Linked DNA regions of Homo sapiens: region 2 is linked to region 1. The links are chromatin loops, found by intact Hi-C in ENCODE. Cell type or tissue: CD14-positive monocyte. All regions are shown on one strand. Each heading gives the region's core, and the rest is flanking DNA. Links, peaks and the distances in the headings are about the cores only.

Region 1 (9,985 bases), core at 1,284-9,283:
TTCAGGAGACCCAGGGGAGAAGGACACAGGAGCAGGACCCCTACTGAGCTTCCGTGATATGCCAGTCCATCTCCACACTAGGGGCTTTGCCTATGTGATTATCCCATTTAACCCTGGTGACAGCCCCCTGCAGGGGAAGTTGTAGTCTCATCATTGTTACAGAGAAATGAACTGAAGCTCAGAGAGATTAAGTAACTCGCCAAAGCCTTGCCAGCTGTGAAGAGGTGGAACTGGGCCTCTTACCCAGGTCTGTGTGAAGAAGCCTGTGCCCCTTCCACCAGCTCCACCACAATCATCCCTGCATCCCAGAGCCTAGCATAGTTGGGACCCAGTAAATGCCTGTTGAATGAGTAATTGTAACCAAGGTTCATGTTGAATGATGCACGAGAGGCTCCCCCCCATCCAGTTATGGGGTTCAGGGCTGTCTGCCTCACAAGGGTAGATACGGGCACTTTCACAAAAGTTTGATGCAAATGCTCACACTGAGAGGAAAAAGATTTTGATGAACAGGCTTTGAAATCTGGTCCCACCCTCCCTACCCAGCCGAACTTATTGCACACTGCAGGCACCTGTGCAGATGGTCCTCAACTCAACCCAGGCTCACTGTCACCTGCGAGACTCTACTTAGACCAGCTACCCACCCCAATGTCCTTCCTTCTTCTGTGTCCAGGAGGGGCTATGAGGGTAGGGAGGGAGCCATTCCTTACTCGCCCTTTCAAAAATGTTCCATTTATTTTTTTCTTTTCCATGTAATTCATCTTATTATAGAAAAAAACTATAGTCAAATAGAGAATGAAATTCTCTGTTAGTTTCAAGTGAATTCATTTCAGATATTCATTTCAAAATGAAAATAAGAAGTCAAGAACCCACTGCAAGCTGGCGACCGAGAGACAAGTGCCGTTAACATCTCTCAAGCTTTTTGTCCAAGTGCATACAGGCATTTACATAATTTGTAACCGAAATGCTGTTTGGAAACCTGCTTCATCCTCTTAAAAATTTTTGTGACAAAAATTATTCCTGTCCATTATATACAAAGTACAGACTTTGGACAACACAGACACAAATGCCACTACTAATATTTGGTGGTGATTTGTTTTTCAATCGACGTCTCTATGCCTTTATAACAGGGTACAAAATTGTTCCACTGAACAGTTGAAGATAAATGTATTTTTCTTCTAGATCAGTTAAGTCAGTTTTCAGAGTGGGGGCAATCTGCAAAGGTGCTGGAGGGGGTCTGCGGTGTTCCTTCTCTCATGGCTACGTCTGCAGTGCTTCCTGGGTGTTCTGTCCCTGAAGGTCAAGCCAGAGAGGGAGGAGGCCCTGACCGAGGTCCCCAGGCCATGGGCCTCCAAGCCGGCAGGTTCATCGGCGGCTCAGCTCCAGACCGCCTCCCAGGCCTCCACCAGTCTCCATGGACACAGCCCCCTGATTTCTATTCTGTCTAGCCCTTGAGCCCCTCTTCCTCCAGAATAGTCAGCTCCACCACCTCTGGGAGCACAGGATTTCAGGGGTATGACATTCTCTGGAGGAAAGTTGATTTTTCTTGGGCCTTGGCCTCTTTCTTGGGTCTCTCGTATGTTCACAAGAACAAGGCAGAAATTAATAGGCCAACGAATTATCCTGCCAAGAGCATACACCTACCCTAAACAAAAAGGCAATTGCAGCTTTTGTCACTGTTTTCTATTCCCCTTCTCAATATTTTCTGTCCTACTTCATTTAAGCTCTTCTCTTCGTCTTTCTTGGTTCACTTCCACGGTCATTCTGGCCTTCTATGGCCTCGCCCTCTTTTGAACTCTTAGGACCTTAGGTTTTCTGGAAGGGAGTAACTGGAGCCACTGGTGCCTGAGCTGGGATCAGGTGGCCTTTGGGCACGTGCCTTGAGCAAGGTGGGCTCAGGGCCTGCATCTGCCTTTGTGGTATCCAGGACAAAGCAGCTGGAGGCTTGGCAGGAATGCATCTCGACTGAGAGTCATGGAGTTGGACAGTGGACATCAGCCCCCCAAACCTTATCTCCAGCAGCACAACACGGAGGTTCCCCTTCTGTGGCTGCAGTGACTGGAAGCCCAAGACTGACAGCCATTTTTCTGGTTAGTGGCAGCAACACCTGTGCATGGTGGCCTGAGCCCAGGCAATACAGAGGTGGTGGGTCTCAGAGTATCTGGTCTTGGATTAAAGGCCACAGCCCCATGGCCCACCTTTAATCAAAGGTGAGGCAGGAGCACTGAGAAGGCCACTCTGTGTGGCCCACCGTCCACCTTCAGCTTCACCCACTTCATCTGGTTTCACTGGAGCATCATTCAAGCTATCCCCAATAGCCCAGGAGGACCCAGAGGGAGGGGCTGCACCTGTCACTGTTTTTGTTTGTGCTCATTGCATATTTATTCACGTTCATGATAAAATAAGTGGTTCCCTGCATTGGCAAGCAAAGCACCCAGACTATCAGTGACTTTTTCACTGCCAGCGCCGTCACTGTGAACTCTGAGGGTGGCTGTAGAGCAGCCTCCAGGCTATTGAACGAGTTTTCCTGACCATCCTGTGGTTCTTCTGTGTCTTTCTTTGCTGGAGATTGCCCCTCTCCTTGGTGTTGGGTTTTAGCAGTACTGCCCATTCCCCAAATTATCATCTGCTCTCTGGTGACTGAGTAATCACCGCATTAACACAAGACATTTATTTATTTCTAAATTCAGCAAGTGCCTAACACATAGTAGGTGTTCAATTCATCATGTTTGCTCTTTCATTCAGTCATGGAGCCTAAGGAAAGGGCCCAGGCCAGGCACAGTGGCTCATGCCTGTCATTGCAGCACTTTGGGAGGCCAAGGCAGGAGGGTTGCTTGAGTCCAGGAGTTCGAGATCAGCCTGGGCAACATAGTGAGATCTCATCTCTACAAAAAAATTTTTAAAATTAGCTGAGTGTGGTGGAACAGGTTTGTGGTCCTAGCTATTTGAAAGGCTGAGGCAGAAGGATTGCATGAGCCCAGGAGTTCAAGGTTACAGTGAGCTATAATTGCACCACTGCACTCCAGCCTGGGCAACAGAGTAAGATCTTGTCTCAAAAAAATAAATACATTGACTGGGCGTGGTGGCTCACACCCGTAATACCAGTACTTTGGGAGGCCAAGGCAGGCAGATCAAGGGAGGCCAACATGGTGAAACGCCATCTCTACTAAAAATACAAAAATTAACTGGGCGTGGTGGTGCATGCCCGTAATCCCAGCTACTTGGGAGGCTAAGGCAGGAGAATTGCTTGAACATGGAAGCGGAGGTTGCAGTGAGCTGAGATTGCGCCACTGCACCCCAGCCTGGGCAACAGAGCGAGACTCCATCTCAAAAAATAAATAAACAAATAAATAAATTTTAAAAAGGAAGGGGCCTAAAGAACACTCTTATTTTTCCTGTTGACTCCAAGTGTAACAGCCATCAGATCAGTCTTCCTAAAGAGCCCTCTGGTTGTGTCATTCCCTTGCTCAAACACCTTCAGTGGCTCCCTATGACCTACATGATAAAGTTAAAATGGCCCATCATTCAAGACCCTCACAATCTGACATCAGCCAGCCTTTCCAGCCTCTGCCCTTCCTACCCATGAGTTCCAGCTACACAGGGCCACAAAGCCTTGTTGAGCTGTCAACAGTGAATTCACCCTTCAATGCCAGATGCTCCCTGACTCCCTCCTTAGTTCTCCCATAGTCCTGTGATTCTGATCCTCATCACAGTCAAACTTAGATTATTGTAGGACTTTGTCCAACCACACCATAGCCTGGGAAGCTCTTGGAATTAGGGGTGTTATTTTACCTCTTGTAATCTCGATCCCCTGTAGTCAGGAGGAGCTTGGTAAGTAGCTACTCATCGAGCAGGCTCTCTAATCATTAGCACAGCCTAGCAAACTAGACAGTCCTTCAGAGTCATATTTACTTCATTGCAAACGCAGAGCTCTTTATAACGTGTCTAAATTATGTCTAATGTATGTGTGCTTAAAAAAAAAGTCACTCTGCTTCCTGGGAGCCACATTACCTAGACCTGATCCCACCTCTGGTCTCTTGTTTCTGATCTCTTGGTCTACCTCAGACTGTTACGTTTTTGGAACTCCTTACTTGGGCATATCACCCCCTTTCTCTGACCTTTAATTTCCTCTAATGTCAAGCAGGCATGATGGGCAGGTCTGACGAAGATAACACATACACAGCAGGTAACATTGGGCTAAGTCCTCTGCCTTCTTCCTGGGTGCGCTGCCCATCTCCATCAAGCTCAACTGCTTCACTGATGGCAGAGAGACGCTGCTGGGGAGGGCAGAAGGGTGGGGCCCTATCATTCTTGGGGATCCAGAAGCATAAAACCAGCTTCCATCCCATCAGGCGCCTCTGGGCCGGGGCGGGAAGGGAGCCAGGCTCCCCTGAGGCTGATGAAATGCGTCTGTTGGGGACCTGTTGGGAAATCCTGAAACTGGGAGGAAGGAACAGCCCTGCGGGGTCGGAGGCTACTTGAGCAAGTCCCCAGCAGTTGCTCCATTCGCCACACGGGGTGATGATGCCCAGGGTGGGGTATTTCACCAGGTTCTTAGAAAGCTGCCTCTGTACACCCATGTCTACTCAGGGCTTTGTTTAATCACTGTCTTTTCCACTTCCAGATTTCTGAGGACAAATAGGGAGAGGGTGATGTGGTGAAATGATCATTATTAGCCAACTTGCCCTGAATGCTTACTGCGTGCCACGCACTGTGCTACGTATGCATCTTACACCTGTGATCTCACACAATCCACACAGCAACCCCCGGGGCAGAGACTAAGCTTCCCACACTTGCCGATGAAGAAACTGAGGCCCAGACAGGTTAAACATTTTGCCCACAGCCACACAGCTTATAAATGGTAAAGCCATGATTGGAACCCCCACTGTGTGATTTGAGGACTCTTAACTCCACCTCAGAACTGCTTCCCATGAGTGGGAGGAAACTGGGCTTTGAAATCAGGTTGCTCTGGGGTGAATCTCAGCAACGCTATGGACCCACCGCTGTCCTCAGCAGGCCCCTTCTCCTCTCTGGCCCTCAGTTTCCCCATCTGTAGAAGAAGTGGTTTAGAATCGGTCACTGGTTCTCAAATTCTGTTCTTTTTTAAAAACTAGAATGTAGGCCAGGTGCAGTGGCTCATGCCTGTAATCCCAGCAGTTTGGGAGGCTGAGGTGGGTGGATCACTTGAGGCCAGGAGTTCAAGACCAGCTTAGGCAACATAGTGAGACCCTCGTCTCCACAAAATAGAAAAAAAATTAGCCGGTGTGGTGGTGCATGCCTGTAGTCCCAGCTATTCAGGAGGCTGAAGTGGGAGGATTACTTCAGCCTGGGAAGTCAAGGCTGCAATGAGACGTGATTGTGCCACTGCACTCTAGCCTAGGAGACAGAGTGAGACCCTGTATCAAATACATAACTAAAAACTAGAATGCTTCAAGCAAAGAGTGACTGCAGACGGGCATGAGAGAACTTTGTAGGGTGCTGGAAATGTTCTGAAACTGAATTGTGGTGATGGTTGCACAACTCCATATATTTTCTAAAAAAATCCTTGAGTTGTACACTTACAATGGGTGAATTTTATGGTATGTAAATTATACCTCAATAAAGCTGTAAAAAAAAAACAATGTTTTATGAAACATCAATATTCAACCCTCAGGACCCACCAGCAGGATTGTTTGAAAACCAGCAGGCCATGTGGGTTCTGGGCGGCCTTCAGACTCTGACCCTCTGGGATTCTGAGTTTATTTTTAGCACCAACTTGGTGCAAATTGCTAAGGATCTCATGTGGGCAGGGATTCTGTCCTCTACACTGTCAGCCCAGTTCCGGCAGAGCCTCTGGTTCATAATGGGTGCACACTGAGCATTTGGTGAATGAGTGAATGAAGGGCTGAAGGAAGAAGTGCCACGTTTTTTATAAGGGTAGACTTGGGCTTCTTGGAGCAGGGACTATGGTTCATTTCGGCACTCCCAACTTCCAGCACATAACCGGCACAGAGTAGGTTATTTGGAACGGTTTGTTGATCAATGAATGAGAAAATGAATAAATGGCTCAGTCCCTGCCCTTGATACAAGTTGAAAAGGAAGCTATCTATGCATTTATGTATGTACACTGTGTATGACTTAGGATGCTCTGGTTGCAAGCAACAGACACCAACTGTAACTGCAAGGCAAACAATTTATTCAGAAGGTACGAGGGAAGGGGCTCGCCAGTCATACTGTGGTAAGGGAGAGTCAAAAGCAGCTCCCAGGATGGGAGCTGCAGACCCAGCTCATTTCTTTAGGAAACCTCCATGGGATGATGTGGCTCTAACTGTGTTGGGTACTTGTGTTATTCCCTTCAAGATTCAGGTTCCAGGAGAAGGGCTTCTGATTGGCTTGGCTTGGGTCAGATGCCCTCCCTTGGCCAAAAATCATTGGGCGCTCCTATTAACAGTCTTAGAAAGACTGCATCTCATGAAGGGAGTGTTGCGGGGGGTCTCAAAACCAAAACTGGGCTCTGATTTTAGAAGAAGGGAAGATAAATGCTGGGCAAATCAAAACAATCAATGTCCTCTACCCGCTGGAAAGTTCCATACCAGTGAAAGATGTAAATGAGAGTCAAAAGAAATAACAAAAAGAGATGCCACAAAGCCAGGTAAGGTCAGAGCCAGGAGTGCGGGGCCAGCCCTGAGTATGACACACAGGCGGGGGCAGGGGGCAGAGAAGAAAGTGAGCAGTGGGCTTGGAAGCCACAGAGAACGGGAGTGACAAAGTTTCTTCTTTTTTTCTTGCTTCTTTTAAAACTCTCAGCCAAGCTACTGACTAATACTGATAGCCATCTCTTAATGCCAGGGTGATTTCCTTTTTGTTTGGGAAACTTCAGGAGCCTAGTAGCTTTGATTAAATGGTCCCCAAAAAGGACTGTTCTGGGTGAGGTATGTGGATGGCTCTACAGACCTAATGGCATTTAATGGCATTTGTCGTGTAGCATTTGCCTGTATATACCAGCCTCAGTCCTTATTTAAGAGAAAATGAGAAGGCCAGGCGAGGTGGCTCACGCCTGTAATCCTAGCACTCTAGGAGGGCGAGGTGGGCGGATCATCTGAGGTCAGGAGTTCGAGACCAGCCTGGCTAACAGGGTGAAAACCCATCTCTACTAAAAATATAAAAATTAGCTGGGCATGGTGGCCCGCGTCTGTAGTCCCAGCTACTCGGGAGGCTGAGGTGGGAGAATCGCTTGAACCCAGGAGGCAGGGGTTACAGTGAGCTGAGATCGCACCATTGCATTCCAACCTGGGTGAATGGAGAAAGAATGAATACTCCCCAAGCACCTTCTGTGGCATGTGCTGTGTGTCTGTATTCTGATCAGATCATCACAGCTGGTCTATGAGGTGAGTATTTTGAGCCCATTTGGCCGTTGAAGCAACTGAGACTGCCCAAGAGACTTGCCCAGTAATAAATGGCAAAGTCAGAATTTGAGCCCAGGACCAGCTGGCTCCAAACACCTTGTCTTCCTGTTACCTCCGGCCTGGGTGTTTCAGCTTAGACAAGTCATGTAACCTCTGGATTTCTCCATCTGCAAGTCAAGGGGCTGAAAGGGGCCTCTCCTGACCTTCCTGAATAGAAGCTTCCAAGATGGCCCCAGGGGCCATGGGTGCACACAGCTGGTGTGGCATGGGGCCCACGATGAGTCCTTCCCAGCTGGAGAGGACTGATTTAAGTGGCTTCAACAGGAGGAGAGCCAGCAGCCCAGCACAGGCTGGAGGCAAGGCCTGAGCAGGGAGTCACCCCTCCTCTCCCTGCCACCACCGGGGCTGGGGACAACCTGTGTCTGGCCTCCTGAGGTCCCTGCTCCCCACCCCCAGGGGTGTCCTGCACACCAGGGCACAGCAAACTCCACAGATTAGGAGTACGTGCTCAGACACACACAGACTTTGCAAACAATGCAGGGAAATAAAGTTCTCACAGGAAACATTATCATATTGACTCACGACAGACCCATCCATAAAACAAACCCCCGGTACCTGGGGCCGGCTCAGAGAGCAGCCGCCAGGGAGATAGCAGTACCAGCACGGCCCCTCTCTCCTGGGCCTGGGAGGAAGTGGGTGCCGCCAGGGGGAGGGGCAACTTCCCTTGGCTGCTCTGATGCTGGCCTAGGATCTGAATTATTTGTCAAAAAGAGAAAAAAATGATTTTTTTTAAAAGAGAAGTCCCAGAGCATTGTGGTCTCTTTGCCTTGTCACAATAGTTCTGTTGCAAAAACCTCTCTTAATGCCATAGTGTTTTGCAAGTCATTTGCCATGTCAGTGAGGAAAATATTGCCATCTCCAGAGGCCTGTGTCTTCATCAGCTCTTACTTAGCAAAGCAGGCTCGACTGCTGCCAGTGGACAAAGAAATTTTGATCCAAGTCTGTTTTCAGATTTGGGAGGCAAACTGGTGCATCTGCAGGCATCAGATAGTCAGGCCTTTTACGGCATGTAATCTTACTTAGAGCCTCAGTTTCCTCACTTCCAAAATGGGAGTAGTCATAAGAACTGACGTAAGAAAATGTATGTATAGCATGTGTCACAGTGTTCATTTTTCTGACCCTTCGTGAGAAGCAACCTGGAATGATGATTTGAGAACCCACAGATCCACCGTTTCCTTTTTTTTTTTTTTTTTTTTTGAGATGGAGTCTCGCTCTGCCTCCCAGGCTGGAGTGCAGTAGCGCGATCTCCGCTCACTGCAAGCTCCGCCTCCCGGGTTCACGTCATTCTCCTGCCTCAGCCTCCCGAGTTGCTGGGACTACAGGCGCCCACCACCACGCCCGGCTAATTTTTTGTATTTTTTAATAGAGACAGGGTTTCACCGTGTTAGCCAGGATGGTCTCAAACTCCTGACCCCGTGATCCGCCTGCCTCGGCCTCCCAAAGTGCTGGGATAACAGGCATGAGCCACCGTGCCCTGCCAGATCCACCATTTCTTAATCCTGAGAGCTTGGGCAAGCCTGGGCACCTCTCTGTACCTCAATTTCCTCCTCTGAAAAAGCAAGGGGTCTAACCAGCTCTAGGCTGCCCACCTCCCGAAGCATTTTGTGGCTATAAGGGGAACTGGGTTGTCAACCGGACTTAGGACACTGAGTTGTGAGAGATTTGTGAATCAAGGAGGTGGTGCCTGGATTACTGTGGCCACTGCAATCTCAGCTGAGCACTGGCCATTTTCCCATCCTGGAATCAGAGTGATATGTGGTATCCTGGAATCTGCCCTGAAAGGGGAGTAAGGTCAATGTCTACTTTCTGCTTGCTGGGGATTGAGCTGAGTGGCACTGGGAAGAGGTCATCAGTGGTGCAACAGGTGGATTCTAGCTTCCTTTGGAAGTGCTGCCAGCCAACTTCCAATCCCAGGTCCCTGGCACAGTGCTGGCACATCACAGGTCCATGGGCCATGCCTGGCACTGACTAAGGGCCTCACATAATTGTACCCAGCTTTTCTGTCTCTATCCATTCTGCTTGTGGTGGCCAAGATATTTTCTCAAGAACATACTCTGATCAGGTCACTCCCCTGCTCCAAATGCTTCAATGGGTTGGGCCCAAACTCCTTAGCTTGGCCCTTAAGGTTCCTTGGGGTTTGGCCTCTACTGAGTTCACCAAGTTTCCTCCCACTATTTCTGTCTTCCACACCATGCTCCAGATCATTCAAGGACCCACATCTTCCTGTACCTGCCATGGTTTTACATTTTGGTGCCTCACACATGCTCTTCTGACTTGTAGATTGTTCCTTCTGTTGTCTTCCAGTGTACTTCTATTCATCCTTCAAGGCCCAACTCAAATGTCCCTTTTTCTGTAAAGAAAACCCTAAACCATCCTCCAAAGGGTTGCTTTCTCCTATGGGCTTCATAGTGCCCTGTCTACCTCTCTGTCATAACAGCTAACTTTTTGTATTTGTAGTAGAGATGGAGTTTTATCATGTTACCCAGGCTGGTCTCAAATTCCTGGGTTCAAGTGATCCACCTGCCTTGGCATCCCAAAGTGTT
Region 2 (9,985 bases), core at 1,050-9,049, 66 kb before region 1:
ACTGGACACAGCAGAAGAAAAACCTGAAACTGAAAGAGATATGCAAAGAAATTACCAGAATGAAAGCAACAGTGTCTTAAAGAATATGCCCTATCCAGGATCTGCTGGAATTTGAAGGCTTTTAGTTCTTGAAGGATTCATAGGATCTTTGAATATTAAAGAGGTATGTCTTCTTCACTGATCAATGGAAGAGTAAAGTGCAGAACTGTTCTCACTAATGAACTTTAGTGAGAAATGTTTGTTTTTACTTTTGCCAGTGTAATTATATATTTTCATGTTATTTTGCTTCTGTTCTGATTTTTACTTTGGCAATCAATATTAGTGAGTAAGTAGTGAGAAGAAGATGGAAAATAAAAAAGAGGCATTCAGAAATGTGAAGGCTAGAATAAGAAAGTCTAGTACTTATCTAACTGGAGTCCAGTACTGATGAACATGTGAAGCCGTAATGCATAAACAACATATCCAAGAAGGTAAATGAAAAGAAATTCATGCCCAAACACACTGCGGTTAAACTGCCGAATACTAAAGACAAATAGAGAGTATAAAAGCAACCAAAGAGAAAAGGTAGATCACCTTAGAAGTAAATTGACAAGAGACTTCTCAACAGCAAAATGGAAGCAGAAGGATAATGGAATTCAAAGTGTTAAGAGAAAATGACTGAGTACTTGGTAATCTCTCAAGAATGAGAGTGAGCCAGGCGTAGTGGCACATGTGTGTAATCTCAGGCCTTTGGGAGGCCAAGGTGGGTGGATCACTTGAGGCTGGGAGTTCAAGACCAGCCTGGCCAACTTGGTGAAAACCCATCTCTACCAAAAATACAACAAAAAAAAAGAGCCAGGTATGGTGGTGCATGCCTATAATCCCAGCTACCCAGAAGGCTGAGGCCCAAGAATCGCTTGAACCTGAGAGGTGAAGGTTGCAGTGAGCCGAGATAGCACCACTGCACTCCAGCCTGAGCAAGAGAGCGAGACTCTGTCTCAAAACAAAAAACAAACAAAACAAAAAGAGTGAAATGAAATATCTATTGGTTGAATAAACAAAAATACTGAAAAAGTACATTTCAAGGATAGTAAGCCAGAGAAGATATTTGAACATCTGTAACAGACAACAGATTAATATCTAGCATATTTTTTAAAAAAGTCTAAAATTCAGTTTTAAGGAAAAGACAGTTAGAAACTGGGAAGTGAAAAGCCAGGGACATACAAATCAAGATTTAAATTCAATTTTATACATTTCAGATTGTCAAAATTAAGAAGTCTGACAGCACCAAATGTGGAAGAGACTACAATTTTCATAAAGCGCTTGTGGGGAGTGTACATTGGTAGCCACTTTGGAAAACAATTTGGCATTATCTTGTAAAATTTTAATACTCACACATTGTACAACCCAGAAATGCCACTTAAACATATTTACAGGAATATTTAGAGAAACTCTTCTCATAATAGCAAAAAATTGATATTTCAAACGTCCATCTGCATACAAATAGGTTAATAAATTATAGTATAGTCATACAATGGAATACTATATAATTATGAAAATGAGTAAATCATAGTCTTTCACTAACAAGAACTTAAATGTTAGAAACCTCATACCAAATTTTAATAGTGTCCCAGAAAACTACATATAGTATAATACCATTTAATAAAGCCTCCAAACAAGCAAAATTAAATAGTATATTATTTTGTTTTACATAGTATGTGATAAAGCTGTATTTTCTTCCTTTTTTTTTTTTTTTTTTTTTGAGACAATGTCTCACTCTGTCACCCAGACTGGAGTGCAGTGGTGCAATCATAACTTGGCTTACTGCAGTTAGACCTCCTGGGCTCATGTGATCCTTCCATCTCAGCCGCCAGAGTAGTAGCTGTGACTACAGGCGCATGCCACCACACCTGCCTAAATTTTTTGTATTTTTTTATAGAGACAAGGTTTCACCTTGTTGCCCAGGCTAGTCTCGAACTCCTGGACTCAAGCGATCAATCCGCCTCAGTCTGTCAAAGTGTTGGGATTACAGGTGTGAGCCACCACACCCAGCCTATATTTTCTTAAAGATCAAGGAAATGACAAACCCAAAATTGAGAATAATGATTACTTTGTCAAACCTATCGCCTTTGTAACATCTCAGTCACAATTGGGAATCACAAACTACCAGAGATGGAAGTGCTTTCTCATTTTATAGTTGAAAAAGGTGAGGCCCAGAAAGGAAGTTACGTGACATCTGTATTAATTCCACAAATTTTAATTTAGCACTATCATAGGCATTTGGATTCCATCCAGGGGTATAAGAGACTATTCCTGCCGCTGAGGAACTTATAATTTTAATTGAGCAGTGAGGGAGGGGCAGAAAATAAACACTAAAACAATAATAAGTAAATTCTGTGGTGTGTTAGAAAGTCATAAGTGCTATTGGAAAGGAGAAAAACTGGAGCAGAGTAAAGAAGATCAAGAGTTCCAGAAGAGAGGTGGGGCAGGGACAGGCCACAGTATTAAATAGGTTGGCTTAGCCCCATTGAGAAGGTGAGATGCAAAACTTGAAGGCGATGAAGGAAATAGGCAAGTGTGTATTTAGAGAAAGCTTTCTTCTTGAGGAAAGAAAGAAGTCAAGAGTGATTTCAAGGATTTTGGCTTGAGAAACTGGAAGGATGGCGTTGCGTCTGCTGAGATGGAGAAAGCCGCAAGTGAAGTGAGTTTGTAGGGGAGGGTCAGGACTTCAATTTGGACAGGCTGGCTTAGAGATGGCTATTAATTATTTAAATGAAGCTGTCAAGTAATCAGAACATACTCATCCAGAGTTCTAAATGGACGTTTGGAGAAAGTCAAAATGCATGTCAATGACCAAAGCAATACTAATGCAGTGCTTTTTGCACCAAACAGGGCCAGATACATTTGAAAGAATTAGCAATTAAGTTTTATGAAGATGAACACAATAGAAATGAATAGGAATATGATGAACCCAAAAAATGGAGTCAGAAAACACGTCCAGTTCGATTTTTTTCAGCTCTTTCCAAAGATGTAAATATAGCAGAATATTCAGTTGGCCTCAAATTGACATATTTGCCATTTTGAGATAGCAGTCGATTTTGTGAGGATTTATCTGATTACTTCTCATGTTATTCCCATAGTCTCTTTCTGTCTGTAAGCCACAACAATGATGGGGCACACTTTAAACAACATAAATAAGTGAAACAAATTCTGCAGGAAATTATGCAACATAGAGAATTCCAAAAAAATTATCCACATGTGGATTTTTATTGGCCCTGATCATGTTTTAGAATGAAATGATTATAACTTTGCCAGGCTGCTTAGCACAATTACAAAGGCTGGGGCATGCTGTTGGAATGATTTGCAGAGAGACTTAACTGATTACACGGTGTTTTATTTGCATTACATTAAATCCAGAGCACTTCTTAGAGCATGCCGAAAACCAAATGTAGAGCCAAGATCCAATGAAAGCCGCAGCTGGATGTGGTCAGTGTCTAAGAGCTAAAAAAGGGACCTGGAGATCCTCTGGTTCTTTATTTTATAGCAGAGAACATTTAGTTCCAGAGAGGTTAAGTGACTTGTCTAAAGTCACCAGTGACAGAATCGTGTCAAGAACCTGCCTTTTCTGATTCCCAGGCCAGTATACCTTTCGCTGTAGGTTGCTGCTTCCATGTGTCATAAAGACTTAAAATTTGCTTCTTTTTTATCCCTTTGCAGGGTTTCTTCCGGAGAACAATCAGATTGAAGCTTATCTATGACAGATGTGATCTTAACTGTCGGATCCACAAAAAAAGTAGAAATAAATGTCAGTACTGTCGGTTTCAGAAATGCCTTGCAGTGGGGATGTCTCATAATGGTAAGTAAACAGTCATCACCATATACTTTATTATTCTCATTATAGCTGCCAGACCAGTGGACACTAAAGCCATTGCCAAAAATGTGTACAGTTTTTCCACCAAATGCCAGAATTTAGAATATTGCATGGCGATAAAACATTTCTCTTTTAGGTCAGTGTTTTTAAAGTTTTATTATAGAACCTTTCTCTCTGTGGTTGGGCATCTGCCATGAGGAGAAAAGAGACTTGAAAAATCTGGGGGATTATGGGAAAAACTTTAGTGTTAGAACAAATATAATGATCATCATGATTAATTTTTATATTGCCTCATGCATTAAAAACAGAATTAAAATTTACTTTTGTGTATCAGTAGTGTCGTTCTGCTTTAAATGTAAGAAAATCCTGAAGATGTCTGGGTCTGAAACTTTAAATGGCATATGAGAATTTAGATTCATTTAATTTTTTTTTTTTTTTTTTTTTTTTGCTGTTTATTATGCAAAGACGAGTATTCGTTTCCTTCACTTCAAGGAACGTCCATGAGTTGTGGAAAGGGTAAAACAAATTATTTTTATAGTTCTGCAAAACTTCAAAGCCATAGAAACATAAGAGAATAAAACTTTCTACTTTTGAAACCTGTGTCTAAAGTCAAGCTTATGACTTTGGGTGTCAACTTAAGGGAAATGATGTAGAAGACCTGAGAAAAGACCCATGTTTTCATGATCTGTGGAACTAACTCAGTAAGGTCCTGGAAGACAAACGTGTTTGAAAAAATAATTCTTGGTCACTATTTGGTTCTGATTGGTTGCCTGGCTGACAAAATAAATTTTAGGTGTAACTTGATAGTATTATATGTGTCTAGTATTAATCAGTTATTTTCAATGCACTCAAGGAATAAAAAATGCCAACATGATCAAATTAAATTTGAAGTTTCATTTCATCAGCTATCCTATTTTTTCTTTCTTTTGTTTTCATCTCTCTCAAAACTGATCTAGTAAGAAGGCAGTCTTCATCTATATGTACTCTAAAGCATCTGAGAAAATTAAATTTTTGCTCTATCATGCAGATACTTGGTTTTCACAGTGGAAACCATCAAGATATTTGAGAGTCACTCATTGATTAATAACCTACCCTTTAAAAATAGTTCACAAAATTCTATCTGTATGATTACTAATGGGTCAGTTCCTCTAAAGGCAAGAATGTATTTTGAATAGAGCTATCAGCAGTACTGAACAGGATGGAAATTTGGTCCAACTTTCCTCAACAATTGACTACATCTGCTGTATACAACTGTAGTCATGGATTGCAAAATAATTTGCTGGTTCAGTTCCATCAGTTTCCTTTTTATTTCAGACCTCATAAAACATAAGGGCAAGCTTCCAAGTCAAGGGTTGTATTTTAGGTGATGCAATCAAGTTGCAATAAACTTATTTCATCTTCATGAAGAAATCATTGACTTTGAGGTCATTATCACTGAGACAGCCTAGGAAAGCATGCCAGTTCCGCTTTTAACACTAATTTTTGCCTATTAAAAAATTATCACTTCACACATTCATGTAAAATATAATTCCTGTTACTTACAGGCAGTGCATACATTGATGTAAAATATATTTCCTGTTGCTTACAGGCATTGCATACGTTTACTTAAAATCAATCTGCAATTGCTTATTGTTTATAGGCAAATATTATTTAAACCCCAACCTATGTAGTATGGATGGTATAATTTTCTCCTCCCATAAATGTCAAAGAAAGCTATCATAAACTTGATAGGTCATATTTTGACTTCATATGACAATTTATTTTATTTCTAGAGAGGGTCAATCTTGATAGGGAGTGTTTGTTCAGTTCTAGCAAAAGCAAGAAAATATATGAATTAAGTGTCATGACATCAGAGACTTAGGCAGTTCAACACTTAAAAAATTGCAAACATAACTAAGAAAACCTCAGAGGTTTTTATGGGAGTTTGTTTGCTGCACAGAAAATAAACATCAGACTAACAACAAGGTTTTGATTAGTTTTGCCTGTTAGCTGTATGAAGAAAACATTTCTAAATACAAAGTTTTCTAGGAAGTTGAGTCACTATTTAAAATCCATTGCTTTGACCAATGTGAAGCCAACAGGGTTTTCATTCATATAGAATGCCTTTTTATCAAAAGAGGCTCTGAGTGTTATACCAAAATCAGCACCCAGCTGTTTTCAGTATGCGCAAGAAAACATGAACGTCCCCCAAAGCAAATGTACTCCATTCCGTGTTAACCTTATTTCTGCTCCCTGGTCTCTGATTAGTCTGGTTGATGAATGTAGCTTCCCCTTTGGCCATGCACTCACAGCTTTGAAGGAGGCTTCTGAAGGAACTGGTAGGGAACCCTAGGGGCTCTTGCTAATGTTGTTGGATAGTCACTGAAATCAGTGATCACCATGTCCTTTCACTTTGAAAATTCTATGATTCTGTATAATCAAACAACCTAACTCACTGGATTTTTCACTTTTCAACCAGCTATTCCGTGTCTTACAGTGCTCTGGTCTTCACAGATAGGTAGGCACCTGGCATGTCAGTTGCCTGAATTTGAAAGTTTTCACCTGTATGTTTTGGTACGATAAAAATAAAAATGTAATTTATATATCTGAATCAGGTCTGTATGTTATGATCAATTGCTCAGCAATTTCGGGCAGTTGGTTTGATGGTTATGTAGTAATGTAGCCTGAGAGCAGAAATACAGAGCCTCTGGGCTAGAGAAAGTATAAATGGCATCCTAGGCTATGTAGGGTTACAGCTCTTCAGAAGGAACTTTCATTTTCATTGTGACACATCGTCTACATGTTGTAGAAGAACATAGTTTCAGAATTCTTCCAGTTAGAAACATAGTTTCTCAAATATTCACTTTCAGCATTGGGTAGAAAAAGTACCCAGGTGATGGACTGATTGATATGCTTCAGAAATATGTTTTTTCCTGCAAGTAATGAAAATAAACACACGTTCTTAATTATTTTGGTCATTTAACAACCCATCATTTCTGGACCATGGGTTAATTCCACCGATTGCTCAGAAGCCTTCCTGAGTCATCTCAAGCACAATCAATTCACTACTGTGTCTAGACACTGCCCTTAGAGGAAAGCTCAAAATGAAAATGAAGCAGAAATACAGACCCACTTCCTAGGCCACTCAGCGGTGTATGTAACTTACCAAGTGATCATTGCATCAACTACTCTTTGTTAGTGAAGCTGGTGTCTGCAGAATCTTGATAAAAAGACTCATGGATAATGTTGCTTCTTTAGTCAAATGGGCTCTTGCATGCATTTTTATAGATTTTCAAAGTAGTCATTTTTGTTTTAAAATCCTGCTGCCAAGTCCTTTATAGTAATTGCATTTTAAAAATATGTCTTCTTTATTTTTTATTATTATTTTTTTTTGAGATGGAGTCTCGCTCTGTCGCCCAGTCTGGAGTACAATGGTACAATCTTGGCTCACTGCAACCTCCGCCTCCCAGGTTCAAGCAATTCTCCTGCCTTAGCCTCCTGAGTAGCTGGGATTACAGGTGCCCGAAACCATACCCAGCTGATTTTTGTATTTTTAGTAAAGATGGGGCTTCACCATGTTGGCCAAGATGGTCTCGAACTCCTGACCTCAGGTGATCCACCCACCTCAGCCTCCCAAAGTGCTAGGATTACAGGCGTGAGCTACCACACTGGCCTTGTCCTCTTTATTTTTAATAAAATTATTTAGTCATTAAGAATTTTGGCTTGTGGGCCAGGCATGGTGGCTCATGCCTATAATCCCAGCACTTTGGGAGGCCGAGGTCAGAGGACCACTTGAGCTGAGGAGTTCGAGACCAGCCTGGGAAACATGACAAGACTCCATATCTACTAAAACTACAAAAAATTAGTCGGGCGTGATGGCTTGTGCCTGTGGTTTCAGCTACTCGGGAGTCTGGAGTGGGAAGATCGCTTTAGCCCAGGGGGTGGAAGTTGCAGTGAGCCATGATTGCACCACTGCACTCCAGTCTGGGTAACAGAGCAAGACCCAGTCTCAAAAAAAAAAAAAAAAAAAGAATTGTGACTAGTGAATAATTCATATTCAGAGCTCTTTTTAATGTATGAACTAAATAATAAAATAGTAAGTTTAGGCTAAGTGCCCTTTTTATTTTTAAAATTTTCTGTATTTATTATTACTATTTTTAGAGATGGAGTCTCCCTGTGTTGCTTAGGCTGGGCTCACCTCAGCATCTGGAGTTGCTGAAACTATAGGCATGTGCCACTGCACCTGACCTATTTAAGAAAATAATCTAGAGAAGAATTGACATGTTATTTATGAATCATTCAGTTAGGTTTTCTCTATAACATTGAGATTTGGTTAAAAATATGTTTTTCATAAATTTAAAAACTATTGAAATCTTAGCTTTGCTGACTAGGATGTCTTATTATATAAATGAGAGAGAGTTTGTAATTTTTTAAAAAAAACTGACAACTTTCAAAATAGTTTCTCAGTGGCTTCATAAAAATCCAGAAAAAAAGATTTCACAAATTTTTGTGACACTCAACATTTTTAAGGTAGTTCTCTCAGTGCCTTGCAAACAGCAGCTCTAGTGTATATTGAGAAAAGGAAAAATTCTGAATGGCAAATACTAGATTTCAACTTTAACCTATTCCTTTTTATTATTATTATTATTATTATTATTATTATTATTATTATTATTATTATTGAGACAAAGTCTCGCTCTGTTGCCCAGGCTGGAGTGCAGTGGCGCGATCTAGGCTCACTGCAAGCTCCACCTCCCGGATTCACACCATTCTCCTGCCTCACCCTCCTGAGTAGCTGGGACTACAGGCGCCTGCCACCATGCCCGGCTAATTTTTTGTATTTTTAGTAGAGACGGGGTTTCACCGTGTTAGCCAGGATGGTCGCGATCTCCTGACCTCATGATCTGCCCACCTCAGCCTCTCAAAGTGCTGGGATTACAGGCGTGAGCCACCGCGTCTGGCTAACCTATTCCTTTTTTTTCTTTAGTCTTCTTGGTTGTGTAAAGAAAAATTACCCAAATCTTAACTTTCAGAAAAGGTAACAAACTCCTAATGCATGTGGCAGTACATGTTTGCTCCAGCTGCCCTGTCCCTCTACCCTGCGTGGACTCCAGAACCGCCCATGTTGGAGCCCACCTCCTCTCCCCACCCCTGCCCACTTTCCACTCACACCTCAGGCAAACCCTGCATTTTGCTGTTCCTGGAAAATGGCTTATGCTTGGATACCTCTGGGCCTCTGTTGATGCGTCTGTCTGTTCCTTGTGGAAATTCTTCCTGACATTCAAGGCTGCATTCAAATGCCTTCCTTCCCATGAGACTTTTCTGATTCCCTGCTCTTCCTTTTCTATGTGTTTCATACCTTCCTGTGATATCACATTCTGCCTTAAAAAGCAAGAGAGTGATCAGATACATATTACCAAAAAAAAAAAAATACCGATAGCAGTAAAAATGATAGAGAAAAGACTGGAATTGGGAAATCCATCTGAAGACCAATGCAATATTAGGAAATAAGACATTGAGAAGGGTGAGAAGAAAGGAAATTGAGAGAAATATCAGAGCAGTGACCAATGAATAAAAGCGCCTGAAGGGAGAGAAGTTGTCAAAGATTATTTAGGATATCTAATTTGGGTGATAGAATGAATTAACCAAGAGAGGAACACAGGAATAAGAGCCAGTTTGGAGGAGAAAATTTTAAATTCAGTTTTATATTGTGTTAGAGATGCCTATAGAGTATCCAGCAACTACGTATAGAGGAATATAGGAGGATGTGAAAAATAAGGCTCCAAATTTCAGTGAAGAGAGAGCAGGAATCATCAGCACCCATTGTAGGTTAGAGAGGTCACACTAGGGACCACAGAATACAAGCTAAGGGAGAGGCACCATCAGAGAGATCTGGAGAGCAGCTGGCAGAATGTTAGAGGACCCAGAACAGCAGGAACCAGGACAAGAAATTTTGGAAATAAGAGGGCGGAGATGGTCACCAGAATTAAAGGCTGGGAGAATACTGAAGAGCTCAAGTCTATTGAGAACTTAGAAGAGGCCATTAGTTCTGGCCGAGAGAAAAGCATTCAGGATTTTTACAAAGTTTTGGTAAATCCCAGTGAGCGCAAAGCTAGACTGCAGTAGATCGAGAAGTGAATAGAAAGTGACAAACAC

Evidence for each region. A loop is a pair of places that touch in the nucleus more often than their neighbours do. Peaks named below come from ENCODE experiments on the same cell type or tissue, not always from the same donor. Only the 100,000 strongest peaks of a DNase experiment are listed, where the experiment ranks them.
Region 2: a loop joins it to region 1, with 2.6 times the contacts of the local background. A loop is called at or near these places in 7 of 110 quality-filtered maps.

Annotation. Positions count from the first base shown.
Region 1 is chr3:12,454,612-12,464,596 of GRCh38, forward strand. No RefSeq gene overlaps it. Among named protein-coding and RNA genes, the nearest start is that of TSEN2, 25 kb to the right of the region's middle. In CD14-positive monocyte, for the core only: a CTCF peak has its summit at 4,512; DNase peaks (open chromatin) are centred at 4,570, 8,260 and 8,540; H3K4me3 peaks cover 648 bases; H3K27ac peaks cover 4,660 bases.
Region 2 is chr3:12,388,918-12,398,902 of GRCh38, forward strand. It overlaps PPARG (peroxisome proliferator activated receptor gamma), which reads left to right. Exons shown (of 8, transcript NM_138711.6): 5 at 3,697-3,835. Among named protein-coding and RNA genes, the nearest start is that of TSEN2, 91 kb to the right of the region's middle. RefSeq lists enhancers at 6,551-6,600, 6,651-6,780. In CD14-positive monocyte, for the core only: no CTCF peak of the experiment used is centred there; DNase peaks (open chromatin) are centred at 5,204, 6,144, 6,594 and 6,924; H3K27ac peaks cover 2,716 bases.